3 separate regions of the Homo sapiens genome follow, and regions 1 and 2 are each linked to region 3. The links are chromatin loops, found by intact Hi-C in ENCODE. Cell type or tissue: prostate gland. All regions are shown on one strand.

Region 1 (8,000 bases), 420 kb before region 3:
TTAATTTTTTTGAGGAACCACCATACTATTCCATAGCATTTTGCATTCCCACCAACAGCACACGAGGGTTCTAATTTCTCCACATCCTCTTAACCTCTCTTTTACACTGCTGCCCATAAGCAACCAAACAATGAAATGGCTGATGCAAAAACCACACATCCCCAACCCAAACCTAGCCACAGTGAAACTGGCTTCACGGCAGCTGCCCACCAACCCAGAGCAAGATAGAGCTGATGCTTGAGAAAACAAGCCTTCCCTCTAATCCAGAAAGGCAGTCCAGGCAATGGCGCCTGGGTCCTCACTGCTCGGAGGGGCTGCACCGACCCCTGAGACATTCCCCCATATACAGGAGGTGCTTAACAGTAGCCCACACTCCACTTTCCGCAGGTATCTCAGGACGTCTCTCCTCCTGGTGCTCAGTTTATTTTCCACTGCTGACATTGCCAGTGACTACATTGAAAAGCTGTGTCAATCGCTTCTTTGTCTGAGAGAAGGGCATTTATCATTTGCTGTTCTAAATCTGAAAACATCATAACCAACCCGTGGGCGTTGGCTCACGTTACACTCTGTAATTTCAGTTAGTGAGTTAATGGGAAAGATGCATTAACATTCTGTTTGTGGTTTAAAATACATATTTACACAGTTTGACTTTTCATATCCCCAAACTTATAATTTATCCATCATTATGTTCCCTATTCTCTACTCTTAAACATTAACTGCCCTTATTTAGGTGATGAAAGATGGGGAGGGAGGCTGTGGTTGTTCCGTGCATATGGAAAGCTGATCAGCTCAGAGCAGAGTGGTGCACTCGTGCCCAGTGGTCAGGGAAGGGAAAGGCTCTGCCGAAATCTCTCTGAGTTAATGGGTTCATGCAGAGCTGTCGCCTCCAAGCATAACAGACAAGGATGACTGAGCTGGAGTCTGCATCAAGTCTACCATTTTATGTCCAACGCCAGACAGAGCCATGATTCCAAGCCTGCATACCAAGAGCTCAGATTCTCCTCAAAGTGGTTGCGGAGGATCCCAGGACACTGGTAAACTTTCTACTTCATCTTCCTATGTGTTTTATTATAAAATGTCTTCATTTTTCACCAGTGCAATTAAGTTCCCCAACTCATTCTTAAGTCACATGTTTCTCTGTATTTCCATCGACAATCAAACAAAGGGAAGTGTTGCACAGTGGAAAGGATGCAGGCTTTGGAGTCAGACAGCCCTGGATTCAGACCCCAGCTCTGCCATTTACCAGCTGTAGGAACTTGAGTGATTCACTGAAATTCTCAGAGTCTCAGTGATTTCATCTGTCACAGGAGGTAGATGAAAGTGACCTCATGAACAATGGCCAGTGTTTGCATCATGTATCATAGCACTCTATTCATTACAACTAATTTGGTTCTGCTACAATCCTGTATAAAGAATGGCAAGAAAAGTGTCTTTTTCACCTCTAGCCTCAGTGTCTCGCTCAACGACTTCCATAGAGTAGGAACTTAATAAATGTTAGGTGTGTGTTGAATTAATCACACGGACAGAATTGTCATACTCAAACTAATGAGAACAATTAGGAGGGCTTTGTCTAGAAAGAAAGTCAAAGACTGAGAAGGGATCCCAACAGAATCAATAGAATCACAAAGAAGATAAATAAAGAAAAAACAATTGTTCATTCTAGAATATGGGAAGAAGAAGGAAATCTTGAAGCTTGAATGAAGAAATAATTTTAAGATGATGGAAGAATTATTTTATTAACTTTGTGGATTCATTGCCTCCAGAATCAGTACAAGCTAAAATAACCAATATATTTCAAAAAGGTTTAAGTAAACCCACCAACAACAAACCCATAAGGAATGGGCTGGCCATTAACAAAAAAGGTAATTAAGAAGTAAGCTGGGTGCCCAACAGATTTCCCTTTCGAGAGCCTGAGTTTCCCTCCTGCCTGGCTTCCCATCCAGATATTGTGAGTCAGTTTCTAATTCTCATTTCTTTCCCTTGGGGCCTTCCTGTTTATTGGCAACCAATTAAATTCCCACCCTCAAAGTCTCAATATATATTTTCTCCAAAAAGTAGACAAATTTTAAGATAACTCTCCTAGAGATAAATGAACCCCTCCTCAATAGGAAGAATGAAGCTTTGCTGGGACAAGGAAGATACTTTGAGGAGAGGAGGGAGAGCATTCCTCACTCAGCTCATTCCAGGGACAGAAGATGGTTACAGATAGAGCAGAAAGGAGCATCCTGTCCTCTCTGCTGTGACCATGACTGTCACCCAGCCTCGGCTAGATTACAGCAGTGATGGATCACTTTCCGCTCTGCCAGGTTTAGGTGCCACTGTTGGATAGTTCTGATGGTTAGAGTTCTTTTTGTGTGTCTGTGAGACTTTGTGTGTCTTGCTGTCACCCAGGCTGGAGTGCAGTGGTATAATCACGGCTCACTGTAGCCTCAACCTCCCGGGTTCAAGTGATACTCCCACCTGAGCCTCCCAAGTAGCTGGGACTATAGGTACACCTTGTCCAGATAATTTTTTGTTTGTTTGTTTTGTAGAGACAGGGTCTGCATGTTGCCCAGGCTGGTCTTGAACTCCCAGGCTCAAGCAATCCTTCCACTCTAGCCTCCCAAAGTGCTGGTATAACAGGTGTGAGCCACCACATTTGGCCAGTTAAGAGTTCTTGCTATATTTTCAAACACTGAGGAAATCAAAGTTTGTGTCACTGAGCAATGGAATAATGATTGCTGGTTTATCTTTTCCTTCCTTTTGGGCCCCTCTATTTGCAGTTCATTGGTCCTGTTTTTGGCCTACAGAGTAGGACAACAGACACGGATCCCTCTTCCACATGAAGCCCTTCCAATATTGAACACAGTACCTCTGGCATCCCCCTTAGCTCTTCATTCTCCAGGCTAAATTCCCATCTCTCTCTACAGCTACACTGAGGACCTGGCTTTGAGGGACCCCAATCACCCTCCCAAGATGATCCTGTATGACTAACCTTGCTGGGTAGATGGAAATTTTTGTCTCTCTTGGGATAATTACCAGCATAGGGTGTGGTATGCAAAAGCTTACGCTATGCAGAAGTTATAGAGAACACAAAGGCATAAAATTAATGTCAGGGCTTCTAGGAACCTCAGAGATAACCCAGTCCCCACTCTGTTTGTAGAGAATCTGAAAGTCGCAGAACAAGTAAGTGGCAAAACCTGGTCAAAAGCCTTGGCCCTACAATTCCTAGGACAGAACAAACAGTTCTGCCCTACACTGCTTCCTCGGATGAAGACAGCTAGTACCTGACCTCTGTTTTCCCTGCTACAACGAGACTACCCCTGTGTAATTCCTCTACCTGACACTGGGGTGCACTGGCATGCCACCCGCCCCACCAGGCAGATCTGAATGTCTGCCAATGCTGGGGATGATTTACAGGGCCTGTCTGGGAGATGATTTTCCAAGAAAACACTCCATATAATTGGCCTTTGGTATATCTCCTCAGTGGTGATTTATTTCTGTCGGACAAGCCAAAGAACGTCTCTCCCCACCTCTGCAAAGCCTCCGGTCCCTGGCCTCAAAGTTCAGCAAGTTTCTGGCCAGAGAATGTTCTTCCTCTCCACCCACTCAGCCCTTTTTTCTGTGGTTTGCAATCTCATTTTGCTAAATATACTGAGATGCCCTGTACACAGCGGTCTGCAGTTCTAGAATGTGCCTGACTTCCTTTGGCTGGGAGCATCACTCATAAATCACTGTGCTAGCAGCTGCCATCCATTTATATCCATGACCTATCAGGACTGAAAGCTCAAGTTCTTCCACGGTGATGCCTTTTTCATTCGGGCCCCTCCACGAGAGTAAAACGCTCTCTCTCCCACACATATACACATGAGTATTTAGCTGTGTGGTAGCCACAGAGAAGGGACTTGGTGAACACTTACTGAATAGAGTGTATAGAAATATTCAAAGAGTAACTTTAAACTTGGCCACTTACTTACGAGTGTTGACTGACAATTGCATGCCTAAGCTAAACTGCTCTGAATACAAACCTGAATGATGAGTTTGATGAAGAACATTCTCAGTGGAGGAAACTAGGGCTTGTTTGAAGAAATAAACAGTGAATTTTCCCAGCCTTGCAAACAGCTTCTGACATTTACCAGCCCACAGCTGCTTTTTACCAGCCCCATTGACATAGCCATTCCCTAGAAGTCCCTGAAGGATTTCCAGAGGTAAGACAATCCCAGAGAAGGAAAGGCAGAAAGTATGGGTTGGTGAGAGTGAACTCTTTCCCAAAAGTTGGGAGGGGTGCTCCAGTTAAACTCACCCCACTTAGCAGGCGCCCCAGCAAGGAAGTGCTCTGAACTCACGAAGTAACTGGGCTTTCCTGAGAATGGGGTAAGGCGAGGAACTAGAAAAAAATCAGAATATGTGTTCACTGGTCCCCAGAAGAGAAATTTGGTTTTATGCATGTCAAGGGAAGTCTTTAAACTTGAGAAGACTATAAAATTGGGCGGGGGGTGGTGCAGAAGAGTGAAGCATGAGAAGGAGGAGGTGGGAGGAGTTGGTGACTGATCCCCATTGCTGGGAACAGCTGCTGGGGCAGATGCTTGTGTTTTGTCAAATATTCCTCTGTCTATAGAGGCTATCTGCAGGTGAAATCCTTCATGAGGAAGAGGATGGGGGTGTGAGTGTGAGGGAGAGCGGGGAGGAAGCCAGGATCACTAGAAAAGATGGCTATGTTTAGCTTACATGGAAACAAACACCTGAGGCCAAGTCTTCCCTGCAGACCAGGACTTTCCAGGCAGGACTGTCCTCCCTTGGCTGTCCCAGGCAGACCAACATCCCACAGCATTCTGCAGCAAGACGCTGGGAGACAGGAAAGAGACCGACTCTCCAAGGACACAGGGTCAGGGTAAGGCTTAGAGAAAGGAAAGTCACCATCCCTGTGAGGTAGGGGCCAGGGGAAAGTAAAGCGACCCCTCCCTCCACCCCAGCCCCAGCCAGGCCATTCTTCAGGAGTGTGTGGGGCGAGCAGACTTGATCTTGGCTGGTGAAAGAGGCTTTCTCCTCCCAGCTGCTCCAGGGGACTGCTGGAAAATACAGCGCAAGATTGCATTACCAATTTCTGTTGGCCTAACACAATGAAAACCCACATCTAATTTGCTGTCCAGTATCCCCCAGGTCCCCTTCAGCATTTACTGCTTTCCAAATATCTTCCTCCCATTGAATATCTGTGTTTCGGATTATTTGTCCCCAGATGTATTAGGATGCATTTATTGCAGCTGAATCTCATCTAGTGATTTCCTGTCCATATGCCTGACAGCTCCAGGTCCCTTTATGTCACGTCTCTGTCATTGGTGGGGTTTGTAATACCTCTCCATTTAGGGGAAAATACAGATATAATGAGCATATTCTTTACAACCTTCTCTAGGTTATTAACAAGGATGCAGAGTATAACTGAAGCAAAAATCCCAGTGGCACCCCAGGCCCTCTGAATCCCATCCCGCATCTCTCTCCAGTGCTGCAATGAAGTGGTCCATTCAGTCCACTGAAAGAGCTTGTGCTGAGTTCCTTCAGTCACGAAATAGGCAAAAGGACCCTTGGTCCAGTGTAATGAAGATGACATTGAGCAAGGACCTAAGAGAAGTAAATTGTAGTCCCACCCCTGCTATTAATGAGCAATGTGACCTTGAGTAAGCCACTTCTATAGTCACATGGCTAATTGTGAATAGGTTCACTGTTAGTCCTCATAAAAGATCAAATGAAGATATTAATAATTTTGATAATAATGTCTTAACAGTGGCTAATTTTTACTAACCTACTACTAAGTGCCAGATACTTTACATATATCATTTTTAACCTTCAACATAAACCTATGAAGTTAAGTTTCAAAGCTGCATTTGCCAACGAGAAAACTGAACCAAAAGAATTCAAAGGACTTGCCAAAGGTCACAATGATTGAAAACTATGACTTGAACCAAATATCTTTCTGGTTTGAAAAAACATAATATGGCTGGGCACAGTGGCTCACGCCTATATTCCCAGTACTTTGGGAGGCCAAGGTGGGCAGATTACTTGAGGTCAGGAGTTCAAGACCAGCCTGGCCAACATGGTAAAACCCTGACTCTACAAAAAAAAAAAAAAAAAAAAAAAAAAAAAAATTAGCTGGGCGCAGTGGCACATACCCATAACCCCAGCTACCTGGGAGGCTGAGGCAGGAGAATTGCTTGAACTCGGGAGGCAGAGGTTGTGGTAAGCCAAGATCACACCACTGTACTCCAGCCTGGGTGACAGAGCAAGACTCCGTCTCAAATAAATAAATAAATAAATAGAGAAAAGAAAAGAAAAGAAAAAACATAATATTCCTACTGAGCCAAGTCCCTTGGATACTAAGGAAGAGGTGGTATCTCAGTTAATGGCTTCTTCTCCAACAAATTGTTGTGCCTTTCCCTAGCCACTTGTCCACACAGTCTTCCTCCGTTCATGAATGTTGCTCAGGAGCCCAAAGCCCTCTGCTAGAAAGAAAGGCTCAAGTACCCTGAGAGGTTCACCACCAAGCTTCATATTTAAGTAAGTAGGTGCTACCAGGAAGGGTTCATGGTCAAATGAGCTTGGGAAACAAACGGTTAAACAAGGTTCAACCAACTTCTTCCCCACAAGATGCACTAGAGCCCCTTTTTTTTTTTTTTTTTGAGATGCAGTCTAGCTCTGTTGCCCAGGCTGGAGTGCAATGGCGCGATCTCAGCTCACTGCAACCTTCGCCTGTCGGGTTCAAGTGATTCTCCTGCCTCAACCTCCTGAGTAGCTGGAATTACAGGCTCACGCCACCACATCTGGCTAATTTTTTGTTTGTTTTTTTAGTAGAGACGGGGTTTCACCATGTTGGCCAGGCTGGTCTCGAACTCCTGATCTCAGGTGATCCACCCACCTTGGCCTCCCAAAGTGCTGGAATTAGAGGCGTGAGCCACTGTGCCAAGCCATGAAGTGACTTTATTTTATACCTATGTTATAAAATTATTTAGGTGTGGTGAGGCCAACAGATCAGGGGATGACTGCCATTGAAAACATAGCTTACTCTAGTTCCCAAGAGGAGGGGGCATGCCATGTTACACAGGGCCCCACATGGAAGCATCTGGGTAGGCAACAAGGCAGAAGGAGGCAGTAAAGTCTTGACTGTGGTGGTTCTGGGACGAGATGGGCCAGGCAAGGTAAGCAGAAGTAGGACTGGCTGTCTTGACTGGTCCTGGGATGATTAGGGCAGAGGAATTCTGTCTCCTAGAGTGTAGGAGCCAGAGAGAGGAAGTGGTTCACAGCAGGGGCTCTGGATTTGTTCCTTTGCATATCAAAGGCACACCTCTAAGTGAGTCATTTGCAATCTCTAAGAATTGGCTAGCCCTGGGAAGGACAGTCTTTCCCTGGTTAGCCCAGCCCCAGATGTCAGTTTATCAAAAGCACAGGAAACAAGCACATGTAGTCAATGCAATCTAGGTCATGTTGCCATGCATCCACTGAATCCCTGCTTCTAATTGTTGCTCAGTACTCCAAGGCATCTACCACATTCTACCTTCCAATCTCCTGGAATTTCCTTCAACTCAAAGCTGGCTTCAACTTTCTACCACTACAAATAATACATTAATGAAAATCCTCCTACGAACTTCCTTATGGACCTATGCAAGAATTTCATCGGGATATTTATCTTAGAGTGGACTTGCTGGGCACAGGATATGAGTATATTAATTCAGCTCAATGAAGCCAGCCTGTACTCCAGAATTACTGTAACTCTACCAGTAGGGCATGAGGGTTCCTATAACCCCACATCCCACTAACGTTTGCCATTACCTGGTTTTTCAATTATCCCAGCCTAATGGGTACAAGGTGATCATTTATTCTTATATTAATTTACATTTCTCTGATTTCTCCAAAGTCTGATCTCATTCAGCTTTATTCCTTGTAACAACTCAATACAGGTTTCTAAGCCAATTCTCGGTGAGCAATAAACATCTAATGGAAAATGCTAGACTTATTTCCTTTGAGTCACAGGT
Region 2 (8,000 bases), 410 kb before region 3:
CTGACTCTCAGAAGTGTGGAGAAGTCCAGGTAACGTGGAGCACAAAGAAAAGTAAACCCTGGTCCCAAACTAGGTCAAGTCAACATCATCTTCATCAGATGGATTCAGGAACTTTTGGAGGTTAACCATGTTCTTTCTATTCCTGGCTATAAATGCAACATATTTGTTTGTTGTCTGCCCGACCCTTGAAAGAGCTGCCATTTCCATTTTGTGCTTCCTGAGGGAACTTTAGGGACCTGGCATTGGTTGATGACTCCAGCTCTCCTTTCCTGAATCATGTCATCTCCTGAGCCCTGAAATACCCAGAATGGCCAGGTTAGAGATCATGTAACAACACAGCACTGGGCCAAGAGGAGGCCCAAGTTCGATCTCACTTTCACTTTTCTCTGGAATTGTCAGTGAATCCCACAACTCCCCCATCTTAGTGCTCTTTATTTGTAAAATAAGGCTCCACTTCATCTGTCTTATCCTCTCATGAGGATAAAATGAGATCACGTGCGTGACAATGCTTCCCACTCTCTATCTTCACATTCAGGATGCTTACATGAAAATAATTACAAAATATGCAGAAAAATTAAAAGGCAAAAAAGAAGAAAGAGAAAGAGAGAGGAGGAGATACAAAGTTGTTAAGTCTTTTTTTTTTTTTTTTTTTTTTTGAGATGGAGTCTCGCTCTGTCGCCCAGGCTGGAGTGCAGTGGCATGGCGGTCTCGGCTCATTGCAAGCTCCGCCTCCTGGGTTCACGCCATTCTCCTGCCTCAGCCTCCCAAGTAGCTGGGACTACAGGCACCCGCCACCACGTCCAGCTAATTTTATGTATTTTTAGTAGAGACGGGTTTTCACCGTGTTAGCCAGGATGGTCTTGATCTCCCGACCTCGTGACCCACCCACCTCGGCCTCCCAAAGTGCTGGGATTACAGGCATGAGCCACCGCGCCCAGCCCAAAGTTATTAAGTCTTTATTGGGCACGAAGCCCTGGAATAAGTACTTTACAGTATATTCATTATTTCCTTTAATCCCTTAATCCAGCAACACTTTCAGGTATTTATTTTTATTAACCTCATTTTAAAGATGAGGTAACTAAGGCAGACACTCATTTACTCAAAATCCCATAGCCAATGGGAGAGTGGGGATTTGAATCCAGGTTGAACCCTAAAATCTGGGTCCTTCAGTGTACCACCACAGTAGGCCAGATACTGGACCCCTACCTGACCAAGATGCCAGCTGAGGGACTGTGCACCATCCAGGTCACAAAACCATAGGGAGACCCTCAGAGTTCATCTGCATCACTGTACCCATTTTACAGATGAGCAATCTGAGCCCTGGAGGACAAACTAGACTTGCCCAAGGGTTTACAGTAGCTGACTATTGCAGTGGGGCCAAAACACAAGTGCTCAGTATGGTAGATGCTGGCTCAATGTTTACCAAATACACTGACTTTTGTTTTGGAGCACTCATTTGAGCTGCTGTATTAGTTTTCCAGGGCTGAAATACAAAATATCATTGATTGGGTGGCTTAAATAACAGACCTTTCTTTTCTTATAGTTCTGGAGTCTGGAAGTCCAAGATCAAGGTGCCCACAGGGCTGGTTTCTCCTGAGACCTCTCTCCTTGGCTTGCACAGGGCAACTCTCTTGCTGCCTCTTTACTTGGTCATCTCTCTGTGCATGGGCACCCCTGATGCCTCTTTGCATGTCTTAATCTCCTCTTCTTATAAGGGAAACAGCCAGATGGATTAGGGCCCACCTTAACAGTCTCATTTTAACTAAATTACCTCTTTAAAGGCTCTCTACTTCCAAATGCAGTCACAATCTGAGGTGAGGGCATCAACATATGAGTTTTGAGCGGACACAGGTCAGTGCACAATGTCCGCATTTCCCAGGCTTTTTTGCAGTTATGAATGTTCATATGCCTGAGTTTTGGCCAATGGGCAGAAGTGATGTGTGCCACCCAAAAACCCAGACTGTGGATCCTCCTGTTCAATCCTCCATGTTCTCATGCTTGCTCCATCCATGGGCTGAACCCAGGAAGGACTCAAGGCCCAAGAAAAATGCAGAGCCATTGCATGGAAGAAGCCTAGGTCCCTGGACACTCCTCACTCTCCATCAAGGAGTTATCAGTGAATGGAGACTGACTAAACCACCGGGATCTGGGACTGTTTGTTACAGCAGTTAGTTTCCCCTGACTAATACATGTAGCTCCTCAACCAATATTCTTTCCATAACACATCAAGGGTCAATGAATTTCACCTAGGAGGAAAAAAAAATGACAGGCTGACACCAGCTCCAAAGTCAATGAACAATTCAGGTGGGCTACAGACATGATAGGAAAATCTACTTCCCTTCTTGGGGTTCCAGGCATTTTAGTGAGCACGGTCCCCCAGAACCTCCTCTGACTTACAGTCTCCCATGGGTCTCTGGTTCCTCCTCCCTATATAGGCTAATAACTGGGAGGGGGGTGGAAGCTGTAGATGATAATGGTCCCTTTCTTATTTAAACAGGCCATTTGTCTTCCCAATAAATGCATTTTTTTGTCAGCTCAAATATCCCCCTTTGATAGAAACCTGAAAATAATTAGCCTTAATAGCTCTGCTGTGAATAATGCTGCACAAGAAGGAGGTAGATGTTAATAGGAACCTTCCACTCCAAAGCTAAGTCACCCTCTTGGCCTCCCACCCCCCGAAAAACAAATGTAACAAGAAAAAGATTATAGGTTTAGTGCTACTTGGGAAGAAATGTATATTTGGAATAAATGCATGAAATCCTTTAAAAACAGCACATGCTGAAAACTTCATATTTAGTTTGATTTGCTTTCCAAATCACACAGACTGCACAGTTGCATACAATCTTTAAACAAGTATAACCCCTGAGAAGTGTGGATAGATTTAAGAGAAATAAAAGCAAGATCAGCCAGCTTGTAATCTTCTTTTCTCTTTTTTTCCTCCCCAAAGCCGCATTAAATTGGCTATTGAGAACAATAACATATTTGTGCTTTTATAGGTAGAATGATTGGTATTATGCAAAGATTTGGCTTACAGTCTGAAGGCACATTCACACTGATCAGGACTTCGTGCCACTAATAATTTTCAGGATGCTCTAGGGAACCCGTAATTCCCTAGGACTACAACTTAGCAGGTCAATGCATGCTTTGTACAGAATCTAAGCCTTGCTTCTAGAACCATACCCACCAATAAGACTCTAGGAAACTCATTTCCAAAGAAGGTCTTGGAAATGTTAAGTGTTCCTTTTGACCTACATTCCCTCTAGCCTGGGTAGGTGCAATGACTCAGCCAAGATAGGCTGCCAACTTGAAAAATGGCACCCTGGAATCCTTAGGCAGAGCCTAAAACCGCTTGTGTGCCCACACCTTGTGACCCAATAAGCCCAGCCATGAAAAATTATCCTAAGGAAGTAATTTAAAGGAAACACACATACACACACACACATACCCTGCACATACATACAACTAGCAGTATTTTATACATAAGGTTAAAATCCAGGAACGGTGGGAAAATGGTTTGGTAACTAATAGTACTTAGGTCAACTTGATAGAGAATTATACAGTCCATAGAAAGAATATATTTGAGGAATACAAAATAAGTAATAAAAATTTTAAGTAAAAAGTAAAACATTAAACACATCAAGAACACATTTAGAAAAGGATTTCTAAACACATTTAGAAAAGGATACGGTTTGGAAGGGAACACACATATTCCCTACATGTGTCATAGAGTCACATATAGGGAATAGAGTTGAAGGATTTTCTTTGTTAATTTCCCTTAATGAAACCATAACATTGTTAAAAAATATAAAAACAACACAAAACAAAACAAAATGAAGTGGTTCCTTGGTCTTTTCATCTTTGATAACCACACATATGTCTGTGCCCTGAGATTCAAAATCTAGGCTCAAATATAATGTACAACTTCCATTTTAGGGAATTCAGGAATTCCCTGCTAAGGAGGTTTGTGGGGGGTGGTAAGATTTGGTTGCATGGACAAACACAATCAGACCACTGCCAGACTGGCTGTTTCATCTGCGATGCTGGAAACACCAGCTGTTCCTATGCATCTGGAAACATGGAGACTGGAAGGCCTACTTCAAGACTACTCCACAGAAAGGTCTGCAGATGCATTCACACACAGCAGCAGCAGAAGTACTCAAAGACCTTAGGCTGTGATAAAGAGCAGTTTACAAAGATAAGTCACCTTCACTATGAATGGGAAAGCCAAAGGCAAGAAGGAACAGTGTTGCACACCTCCCTTTCATCTCTGGGAACAGGAAAGTAGCAGTGGCCACCAGGACACTCCCATTCCCCCTGAACCAAATATGTCCTTCTGCCATTCTCCCATGCTTGTTCCTTCAAGAGGTGAGAGAGACAAGGAGCTCCATGTTCATTTTTCATGATGTTTACACTGATCTCTGGCTAAGTGGTTAAACTTCTCTTGGGGCCAACCTAGAGTCATCATAAAACATCACTGCTAGAATGACATGAAGGTCTAGCCTAAAATACTTTTTTTTTTAATTAAAGGCTGTTTTTAAAAAGAATTGTTTCTCTTTACTGAGCACCTACTATGTGCCAAGCACTGGTGTCAGATGTTTCTTATCTATCAGCACTGCAGAACTGCCTGCCAGGCATTATTATCTCTGTGACACAGATTGGAGAAGTTGGAAAAATGGAGGGACTTGCCCAAGGTCACACCCCTTTAAGTGGTGGAGAGGGATTAGAGCCCAAATCTCTGGACTCCCTGTCCAGGGCCCTCAACACAAACTATCCTGCATCTTCGATATACTCAGGGGGACTCAGCTTGAACTGCTCTTGTGGCAGGGGCTATAATTAGTTGTCTGGTCCCAGTTGCTTGCAGGGTAAACAACGTCTGATAAACCCACAATGCTGTAAGTATTTATTACATTGCAACCCAGCTGCCAACTGTCTAACCATTTTAATAAAAAGCTATTTTCTAAGGTTTATGTTTTATTGCGTGTATGACTCCCTTATTGGTTAGCATTTTGGAGTTGTGGAAAAGGTTATGAATTTAGAAACTGGCTGCATTCATATCATATTTAAAACTTAATGCTATTTTATTAAAGACATATGGGCCTCCAAAGTACACATATTAAATGTCATGTAAGAAAAGTAGCAGTTTAAATCATGGTCAAATTCATTTTTGACGTGACTCCTGAGGCTTCCCAAGATCTGAACTATTTCTTTGTAAATCTGGCAGTTTAACCACACTCATAAATCACTTTCAAAGCATATTATTTCTTAATTTTACTGCATAAGAGAGCGTTTGGCCTACACAGTGAACTGTTTGTAGCAGTTATGTGAACAAAGTTGCACATTTAGTCATATAATGTGCAAAGGAAGAGGGGAGGGAAAGCAAAGAAGGAAAAGCTTTTTATTCTTTATTCCGCTTACTCGCCCTGTTCATTTTTACCTAAGCAAACACAATTCATATTTTCAGCTTAGGCCTCTGGCATCTAAAAGTGTAGAGGCTGCAAGTTGGTATTGAGGCTTTTCTGAACACAAAGAAGAAAAAAATATTTTGTAATCTAATCTTCTCCAAAACATCCCATGACTAAAAATTAGAATGAGTACAGAAGTTAGAACCTCTCTTTCTCTTTTTCTAGCATTAAACTGAACAGATTTTTTTGTTTGTTTGTTTCATAATACAGTACTTGGCTGTTTTCTAATTGTCTAAAGAGCCAATATCTCAATCTTGGGTTTCAAAACCCTTCTGATGATGGGATAATATTCTTTGGACATGTGTAACAAGCTCCCAAATTTCATTCCCCAGTTTTTTCATTTCACTCTGGGGGCAGAGGGGCCTGATTCCAATGACAAATTCTAGGATCTAAACATCAGCCTTCATTTCCAGATTCGCCAAGGGAATTAGAGGAGGATTAAGAGAGTTGAGTGCGAGGTCACTCAAATGAAAGAGCTTAAGGGCTCACTTCTGCACCAGGCATCCTTTCCCGCATTGGTCCTGTATGGAGACCTCTCTCCTCCACAGCTGTCCAGAGGGCAGCTGCACCTTCATGCTCCTGGCTCCATCAGTGGCAAGGAGCCTCCCGTCCCCCACGCCATGCTTACTCCTCCCATGCCTTCACCTGCCCTACTGCTTCCCTCTACCATTCCCACAAGAACAAAAGGGTCTCGTGCGGTGGCTGAGGAGATGCCCAAGCTCAGGAGCCTGGACCTCCCCAGGATGAATGTGAGGCCTTCTTTCCCCTCTCACATTCCTTTCTTTTAGGTATTTTACTCTTACTAGGAAGTAGATGTCTCAGAAGAGCAGAAGTATTTCATTTAAGGATAAATTCCAGAAAACTTAGTTAAGCCACCAGAAATAGAGGGGCAATGCCCCCTGCTGTGGACTGAATGCGTACCCCCAAATTCACACGTTCAAGCTCTACCCTGCAATGGGACTCTACCTGGAGACAATATCTTTAGGAGGTAATTAAGGTTAAATGAGACCCTAATCCAATAGGACTGTGGTTTCATCAGAAGACGGAGAGATCTCCTTCTCTTTCTTTACTTTCTCCACCATGAGTGGAGAGTGCAGTGAGAAGGTAGCCATCTACAAGCCAGGAAGAGAGCCCACACCTGAACCCAACCATGCTGGCACCCTGACCTTGAACTTCTGGACTTCAGAACTGCAAGAAAATGCATTTCTGTTGTTTAAGACATCTAGTCAATGGCATTTTGTTATGGTATCCCAAGCTGACTTAGGTACCTGCCCCCCAGCATCTCAAGCCAAAATTACCTTCCTCACATTCACCCACACATCTTGATGACACAGCAGTGCCACAAAAAGAGTCCTTGTAAGTTGAAATTACATGACTAAGAACACTAGCTGCTACTGATGCTTTAGACCAGAGCCTGCATTAGCTCCTGCCACAGATTATCTCATTTAATCCCCCAACAGACTTGGAAGGCATTACATTCCCCATTTTAATAAGGCAACCAATAACAGGAGGTAGAAGTCCAGCCTTTAATCCAAACCTAAACATTACCCTGAAACTTGGAGTGGGCCCAGTCCCCAAATGGAGCAGCAAATCCAACAACAGCTCATGAACAAATTAAGAATTGCAGGTTTTCCATGGAACTCAACAGCTACAATAAATTCAGACTTAAAACCTCCCCAGAAAAACAGCTGGAGGCAACTCCTTAAATTGTGTCAAGAACAAAAGTAAAGGCTGTGGAATGGGGGAGGAGTGAATAAAAATGGGCCCAACAAAAATACGTGACAGGTCACCGAGCCAGATAGCCTCTGTGACAATTCAAAATGCTCAACAAAAAAAGAAGAGGTGACTCACTTCTAAATTTCACTCAAGAGTTAAAAACTGCATAAAGTAGAAGCCCCAGTACATATCCCCCACTTCAAAAAAGAAAAAAAAAAAAAAGACAGCTTTGGAGCCTAGACAGAGTATTAGTTCACTGTTGAAAATAAATAATGAGTTCTAATTCAGGTAATGTAGCTCAAAATTTACTGCCATATTTTAAAATGCACATGAAAAATAAAATTATCCTAAAATGTCCTTGGTGAAAAGGCTGCACGTAATTGCTATCACTGACAATGGCGTTGAACTTAGCTAAATTAACATCAAAGGAAGTCCCAATTACAGAGCATCTGTGCATTATTGATGGAGCCCTGTCTGTTCATCTAAGACACTCTACTGTAAGGAGCAGAAAAGCAAACAGAAGGGCTAATTGTAGCACCAGCCTTCAGTGACCCCAAGGACAAGCCTTCCCCATCATGCTTGTGAAATGGCACTTCTGCTGGTCAGAGTGACAAAGAAGATGCATTTGGAATCTGAGTGTGTATACAGGCCCCAGAAGGAAGCTATGGTGACCACAGGTGGGCAAAACAACTTCTAGGCAAAAACACACCTCCCAGAGGGTTGTAGCAGACTCTCAAGCCGGATCCAACAGCTGTCTGGGAACTTGGATGTTCTAGAGGTGTTGGTGAGGAGAAACAGGCTCTCTGGGGAAACAGGAAAGAA
Region 3 (8,000 bases):
CCTAAACAATGAACTCTTATTAAATGGTCCTTATACTTATAAATTCTCTCTTGCCCCCAAAATTCAAAATTAAAATATAATTTCATTTGAATTAGCTTTTGTTTTTTTCAAACTATTTAGTTCATAGTTAGTGACTTGACACTAAGAAAGCAATAGTACAAGGAGTAATGTATCACAAGCGCATAATTTCTTGTCTGAAATCCTGTGGTCATATAAACATACTGCAATTCAGATATTTTTTCAGATCTTAGAAAGGTAATATAGTTTATATACTGTATAACTATATACAAAATTCAAAATTAAAATATAATTTCATTTGAATTAGCTTTTGTTTTTTTCAAACTATTTAGTTCACAGTTAGTGACTTGACACTAAGAAAACAATAGTACAAGGAGTAATGTATCACAAGCACATAATTTCTTGTCTGAATTCCTGTGGTCATATAAACATACTGCAATTCAGATATTTTTTCAGATCTTAGAAAGGTAATATAGTTTATATACTGTATAACTATACAGTATATGAGCTAACATCCCTAGCAGGTATTCATATTTCTAGAGTGAAAGATAAGAATTTTCATGCTGTTAAAGGGTCAAATTTTTTTAAATCAGGTAAAATCATAATTCTTACATAAATGTAAAATGAATACATGAAAAGATTTTACTGAATCTTTTAATTAATGAGAGAGTAAGACATTGTATCAGTTCAAAGAAGAATTCAAAGTAACACACATATACAGGCCATCTGGAATACTGAAGTGAATTTACAAATGGATATAAAGCTGGTATCCACAGGACAAGAAACAATTGCATAATACAGGGCACACAATTCATTTGCATTTCTAGAGGCAAAAATTTTTTTGCATTATTATCAGTTTCCTACAACTTACAGACTTGTAAAATAACTCAAAGACAATGTAAGGCATAGATAAGCTAGAAGGATGCACTAGACAAGACATCCAGGAATCTTTTCCACCAATTTCAAATTCTTTCACAATTTTTCCTGACATTACTAAGTGGGATGAATGAAGATTATAATTTCACATCACTTCAGGTCAGACTTTGTTCTAAACTAATATAGAGAAAATTCATTTTAAAGTTTTGTTTTCAGAACTTTGGGATTTTGGTCAATTTCTCATGAAGATGCTGAAAGCATTTTTTTTATTATACTTTAAGTTCTAGGGTACATGTGCACATGTTCTTATCATTTTAACCACCATATCTTACAATGGTTCTAATATTTAAAAATCAATTGATATTTGGAGGCAAACAATAATGAATGAGGACATTATCTCCCACCAATATAATGTCATGTCAGAGTAAAAAGAATAAAGGTGTGTTGTATCAGCCCACCAGGCTTCAGCCCCACCTGTCAAGTTACTCAGTGGGGGAAATCGCCTGTCTGCTCTAGGCTTCAGTTTCCTCATCTGTAAAGAGATCTGAAAAGTCACTTCAAATTCTAAAAGGCCAGAATTCTACCGCTGACAACAGAAAGCTAAGGGACGATGATGTGGCATGTGAAGAAACTATTTCATCAGGTGCCAGATAAAAATCTGCAGGCTCCTCCCCTCTGTCAAACTCCAGTGCAAAAATTATTTCTTCTATGGAGGCTTCTTTAATAAATCCAGACCAAAGTTCAAATCCCAGCTCCAGTAAGTAGTAGTTGGATGGGCCAGGGAAAGTCACTGAACCTCTTCTGAGTCTCAATTTCCACATCTGGAGATTGAAAATAGTATCTAAATCCCCAACAGGTGCTGGGTCTGTCTGGCTTCTCCATTTCCTTACTTTCTCTTCTAGTGGTTCCTTTATCACATCTCTCCTCAAAAATTCTATATGCAGTGGACACTCTAAGCATTTATGGTTGAATTACTTTTTCCAGATATTCAGGTAGATTTCAATGTGTACATCCTGTTTCTTCACAATCAGATACCATGCCTTCAATCTTTTTCATCCTGCCACAGTGTTTCAGGCATTTTTGCCTTTAATCATTGTATTCCTTCACCCTGAACAAACTTCCTTCTCCCATCTTTTCCAACTCTTCCTCCAAACTCCAGCTTAGGAATCACCTTTTCATGTAGACTTCCCTGATGCCCTCCAGCTGGGTTAGTGCCCTTAGCAGGAGCTCCTAGAGACTCCTAAACCCCTTCCCTCCTGACTCCTCTTCCTCCATCATAGAACACAGTATAATATGGGCTCAGGATCACTGTGTGCTCTTTTAGAACATGAGTTAATCCAGGCAAAGTCAGACTATCACCCAACTTTGTATCCCTGGCACCAAGCCCATTGCCTGGCATACAGTTGGTAGTCAATATAAATTCTTGCAGAACTGAATTCATTTCCTCTCTACTACCTAATACAGGGATTGTGAATAGATAAATGATGCCACTGCCTGACTCTGCAAGGAAGGAAATGGAGAGATTTCTGTCACTTGGGTTTGTCATTGTATGAAAGGTAAGTGGCACACAGTTTTGGATTCCAGGGAGAGACAGGCAGGACTGGTTGAGAAAGAGGAGCCAGTCAGCCCAGAGACAGAACACATGAGTCAGCGATCTAGACCAAGGATAAAAACAGCTACATTTTCTAGAGTGGAGGCTGGACCAATTCCCAGAGGTTAGAACAGTACTGGCCAAAGTAAACTTTACGGACTATTCGATATCCACAGGAGGGTCCCTGATAGAGTTCCTGAGAAGAGACAGATAGGAAAGACTGTATACCCTACTCTCCTCTTAAAGACACACATGGGCCCCTGAGTATATTCTAAGGAGCCCTATAGTCAAGACAAGTGTTGAATTTTGTTTGACGTGGGGCTCCCCAGCAGTCCTCGCCATGGAACCCATCCATTTTAGGATTCCTATAACACCATGCTGTTGGGAATAGGGGTCTAAACTAAGCCCAGAGTTAGATCTACATAGGGAATACACACATTAGGAAGCTCAGGCAAGTGCTAGATGGCAGACCAAGTAACAGAAAAGAACCAGGACAAAAAGCCCAAAGACTGGACAATGAAGGCCAAGTCAGAACCAGAGAGGGTGAGCTGGTGCTACAGATAACCCTTCTCTGTAGACTGTGGGTATCTGAAAGGCAGACACCCTGCTCAGGTCATCCCTTTATCTCCAGGGCTTCAACATAACAGTCTGAACTGAGAGAGTTCTGGAGATCTGCAGAAGCTGGAGAATGAAATGGACCAAGATAAGAACACACTCGAGGCCTTATATTGGGGTTCTCAACCCTGGATGAACATTAGAATGACTTGGGAAGCTTTAGAAACTACAGATTTCCCAGGCTCCCACCTCAGACTGGTTAAATTAGACATTGGTAATCAGAGAATCCTTTGCTAGACAGAGGACTTCCATATACTTCCTATAGGAAAGTCTCACAGGCCAGTCTTCCACCATAGCAAATATGGAATCCACTAACAGAAGTACAGCCTTGGCCCATTAAGGGCGGGGAGGAGGAGAAGCTGCTGGCAGACATAGGGGTCTTCAGCCCCATCCCAATCCCTGCCCTAAGAGTCCTCTACAAAAAATGCCACAGATTCTCCCAGAAAATGCCACTCTACTCTAGACTTTCCCTAAAAATAGCTTGGCTTCCTTGGAGGGGTCAGATCCATGGCCTTCAGAGAGAAAAGCATAAACACAACTCTTGCCAGACCAGGCTCTCAACACTTAAATCAGCCTGCTCTGAAGTCCAGACAAAGTTCCAAGAACAAGAAGAGTCTTCTATAAAGAGTTTAACAGCAGACCATGGTTACGCAAGGCACCCAGTTCCAGCTCTCAAATGCTTCATGTCCAGAAGTTCAAATTAATTACTCCTTTACCAAACGAAAAGTGAGTTATGTCTTTCTGTCACTGCAGCCAGGATATTCTCCAGGCTGCCAAAAACATGTGCATACCCAAATACCAAAACTATGTAGGAAGGCTACAGAACGTCCTCACCAAAGACAAGACAGAATTTTCACTTCATAAATCAACAAGAGACTCCAAAAAGGCAGCCAGTTGAAAAGACAAGCTACACTGATGAAATATTTTCTTAATTCACCTCATTCAGGGTAATTGCGCTTTTTTAACTTCATGAACAAGTAATTTTTAATGTAAATAACAAAGCCGGAAAACCACATATTCTTTTTGCATGTGGGATGATAAAGTTTTTATCTAAATTAATTAGGTGACTTTTCACTAGTAAAGATTTGTTGCTTTTACTTCAGACTTTGTTTTCAATAAAATTCCTTCCCACCCAGACCCTCACCCCACTGTTTAGATGAAATGGAAGGCAGTGGAGGTTAGTTCTAATGTGTTTCCGTGTCGCTTTCCGAAGGATTACCAATAACGAAACCTGTAGTAGCATCCGTCTATGATCTACTCAGCTTCCCTTAGATGGGATAGAATGCAAACCCCAAGCCTATTTAGATGTGTTTCAGATTTATTTCATCTCTACTTCATCAGAGCTGGAAGTGTCAACCAAAATTCTACTGTGTGTATTACCACCATACAACTTTACACTTTGCAGTTTGCACTTTGAAATGTAAAATGAATGACAATGAATGGAAAACTCAAGCAATTTTGGCAGAAAAAAAAAAAGCAGCTAAATTCCTCCCCTTTAAAAGTAGAACATTCAATTTGGCCAAAAGAAAAGGTCCTCAGTTTACATTTTTCCTTCTGTTTCTTATCTCCAGGTTTCCTATCCTACTTAGGAGGCTGAAAGTACAGGGTAGGGGGAAACAAAATTACTTTCACAGGCTGTAATTTGTCTGGTATACTGGAACTGAGAAACAGCCTTATGAAACCCAAGCCTCAATCCATTTTATTATTATCATTATTATTATTTTAGTTTTGAGCACTCCATTTTTTTGGAGTAGAATTTTTTCAGCTGTTTTAAGCAACTTTTTACAAAGTTCAATGAAAGGGGTCTTTAAAGTCTCAATTTCACTCTTCCCTCCATAGGAAAGGCCAATCTGTACATCATGTGTGTTTCTTTTGCCTGGATAAGGGTGCCACACTTGTTCATGTGTATATATCACCTGCCTGAAAATTACCTTCCAAATTACCAAAATATTGCTCATCTAGCCAAAGAAAAAAATATATATATCTCACATTCATAGAGGTGACACTCTCTTATCACATCTCCAGGCTTGGAGGGAGGACCTTGGTTCTCATCAACCAACTAGCTCCTTGCTACTCAAAGTACGGTCCCTGGACCAGCAGCATTGGCATTGCTTGGTAGCTTTTTAGAGATGTAGATTCTCAAGTCCCAGCCAGACCTCCTGAATCAGAAATCTACATTTTAGCAGGATCCCCACCAGATAAACGTGCATGGCAAATCGTGAGAAGAACTGGTCTGGTACAAACTCCCACTCACGGCAAGAAATAGTATCTTCTCTGAGAAGTTCCCTCAGCCTCTGTTGGGATCCTTCGAGAGTCGAGGCGTGCAGGTCTGTAAAACCCTAGCAGAGGCCTTTCTGGGTTTCAGCAGAGTAAAGCAGTCATTCCTCAAACCAGGCAGCAACTGGAGGAAGCACGGAGGGGCGGTGGCAGGAAGGGCCTCCCCCAGCCCGTGTGCCTCAACACAGCAGAGTCATTAATTAAGATCCGCCTGGCTGCTGGCAAAGCAGTCACTCTGGCATTCCCTGTCTGCCTGGGACTGGCGTGAGGTGTGAGAATCTGGGTAGCCTTCTCTGTGGCTCTGTCCCGCTGGCGTTGATTGTGTATGATTAATGATTTAAAGGAATAAAAAGAGAAAGGTCAACTTCTGAGTTCAAGACAGAGCAGCTACATAGGGAGTAATTAAGATACTTGTGTAAGCATGATTAATAAGCACAAACTGGCACTCTGGGCAGTAAACAAGATGCAAGCAGATGGTTAGCATGGAAAAGGGTTTTTTTCTTTCCTAAAAGCAATTTTTCAGCAGCTTGAAACTTGGCTTGTGAATTCTTTTCCTCCCCCAAGTCTCAAAAAACTCATTATCTCCACAACCTTAAAAAAAAAAAACATGGTGAACACCTTCAATGCTCATTCATTCTCTGTTTTTGAAAAACCTTATTATTTTATTTTATTTTTACAGATAACTAGAGTTTGCTTGTAAAGTGGCTGCAACTCATCTTTGTTTCTCGCTGCCTTTCATGTCAGGCGTCCCATGAATTGGTGAGTCTGACAAGGTGGTTCACTGCGGAGCCTTTTAACTCCCACCCAGCACTTCTCCCCCCGTCCTGTGATGGGCAGAACAGAGGCATCAATGGTGGCATTTCTGGAGAGTGCTGGCAGGCAGGTGTCAGAGCCGTCCGGCAGGCGCCCCTCACAAACACTAATCAGCCCTGGTGTTCTTTTACAATCCATATCTAATTCGCAAGTTTCATTCTTTCTGAAAAACAATTACTAGGTTTTGAAGTTCATTGTGCATTTACTCAACTGTCTCTTCACATTAACGTAAAGTGGGAACAAGAAAAAATAGAGTCAGCAGGGAAGGGACATCAAAAGATGTTAAGAGTAGATGAAGGCTTTATTTTAAGAGTAATATAATTACAGATGTGTGCAATATTTTACAATAAATGGAACACAAAAGGTGTATCCTGTACCTTCAAGATAGTGTGTGTGTGCCTGTGTGTGTGTAAAGAGAGAGAGAGAGGGAGAAAGACAGAGACACCCAGACACACACATTCCTATGGGGATGGGGAGAGAAAGAGGGAGAAAGAGAAAGTCGCCTATGACTTAGGAAAACAAAAAGTTCCTCCTAGGATCAAGAGTAAGGTATATGCATCTCACTTAGTGAAGAGCAAAAAAATCATAGGGCAATGATGGAGGAGGAAGCCTTGGTTTTCTCCCTCTTTGTTGAAAAGAGAAAGAAGAAAAAAGGAGATGGAGAAAAAGAAAGAAAGGAAGTGACAGATTAAAGAGAAGGAGGGGGAGACACTTAAGATCTACTCTCTTAGCAAATCTCAAGTGTACAATACAGTGTTATAACTATGGTCACCATGCTGTATATTAGATCCTCAGAACTTACTCATCTTATAACTGAAAGTTTGTATCCTTTGACCAACAGTTGCCCATTTCCCCCACCTCCCAGTCCCTGGTGACCACATTTCTATTCCCTGCTTCTGGGAGTTTGACTCTTTTAGATTACACATATAAGTGAGATAATACAGTCTTTCAGTGTCTGGCTTGTTTTACTTGGTATAATGTCCTCCAGGTTCATCTGTGTTGTCGCAAATGGCAGAATCTCCAATCATTTCACAATGTATATGTATATCAAATCATCATGTTGTGTGTCTTGAATATACACAGTTTTTATTTGCCAATTCCACCTCAAATAAAGCTGGGGAAGAAAGAAAAAAAAAGAGAGGAAAGGGAGGGAGGCAGGAAGACAGAGAGAAGGGGAGAAAACAAAGGGAAGGGAAGAAAGCTGGGTTTTAAGCAAAAACTGGAAAGACACTTGCCAACCTTGATGAAGAAAGTAACGTAAACTGAGAGTGCCTCTCCTGAATTTCGGTTCTTGAACTCCCTAAGAGGCACCATGAGTTGACACACCTGGATGACTCTTGCCCTTGAGCAGGGGCAGACGTGCACTTTGTGTCGGCAATGTGCCATGCGTCTCCCCAGGCTGGCCTCAGCAAAGAGCCAGGTCTGTGTTTGCCCTTCTCAGCTGGTCCCAGGGGCCATCTACCTCATCTCCTGCCGGTGGGGCCAGGCCCATCAAGCTTCTCCAGCCACCTTACAGAATTTGGAGCCCAAATGATTGGGCTCCAAACCTGAGCCCACAGCACTCAGCTTGAATGCCCCAGGACTGGGAAGGACAGGGGCAGTGGCCCCTGCACTTAGGTAGGCACATGGCCTTAAAAACAGGTGGCTGACTGTATTCTCTTCTTTACCTCCACCCACCAAAATAGAGGAGGACCCTACATTTCCCCCAGTGAAAATTCTATTATCACCACAATGTTTGGTCTCACACCTCAAACCTTTTATTTTTTCTCTTATACTGAACATCATCTTAGTGATTCTGACTCAGCATTTT

The links. A loop is a pair of places that touch in the nucleus more often than their neighbours do. Peaks named below come from ENCODE experiments on the same cell type or tissue, not always from the same donor. Only the 100,000 strongest peaks of a DNase experiment are listed, where the experiment ranks them.
Region 1: a loop joins it to region 3, with 4 times the contacts of the local background. A loop is called at or near these places in 3 of 110 quality-filtered maps.
Region 2: a loop joins it to region 3, with 3 times the contacts of the local background. A loop is called at or near these places in 3 of 110 quality-filtered maps.

The regions. Positions count from the first base shown.
Region 1 is chr10:76,082,484-76,090,483 of GRCh38, reverse strand. All of the region lies in intron 5 of LRMDA (leucine rich melanocyte differentiation associated), which reads right to left. Among named protein-coding and RNA genes, the nearest start is that of MIR606, 530 kb to the right of the region's middle. RefSeq lists enhancers at 6,385-6,962, 7,542-8,000. In prostate gland, a CTCF peak has its summit at 3,313; a DNase peak (open chromatin) is centred at 3,363; H3K27ac peaks cover 1,646 bases.
Region 2 is chr10:76,069,002-76,077,001 of GRCh38, reverse strand. The region is part of intron 5 of LRMDA (leucine rich melanocyte differentiation associated); the gene reads right to left. Among named protein-coding and RNA genes, the nearest start is that of MIR606, 520 kb to the right of the region's middle. In prostate gland, no CTCF peak of the experiment used is centred here; a DNase peak (open chromatin) is centred at 4,401; H3K27ac peaks cover 2,609 bases.
Region 3 is chr10:75,658,688-75,666,687 of GRCh38, reverse strand. The region is part of intron 2 of LRMDA (leucine rich melanocyte differentiation associated); the gene reads right to left. Among named protein-coding and RNA genes, the nearest start is that of MIR606, 110 kb to the right of the region's middle. In prostate gland, no CTCF peak of the experiment used is centred here; DNase peaks (open chromatin) are centred at 2,547 and 3,747; H3K27ac peaks cover 1,583 bases.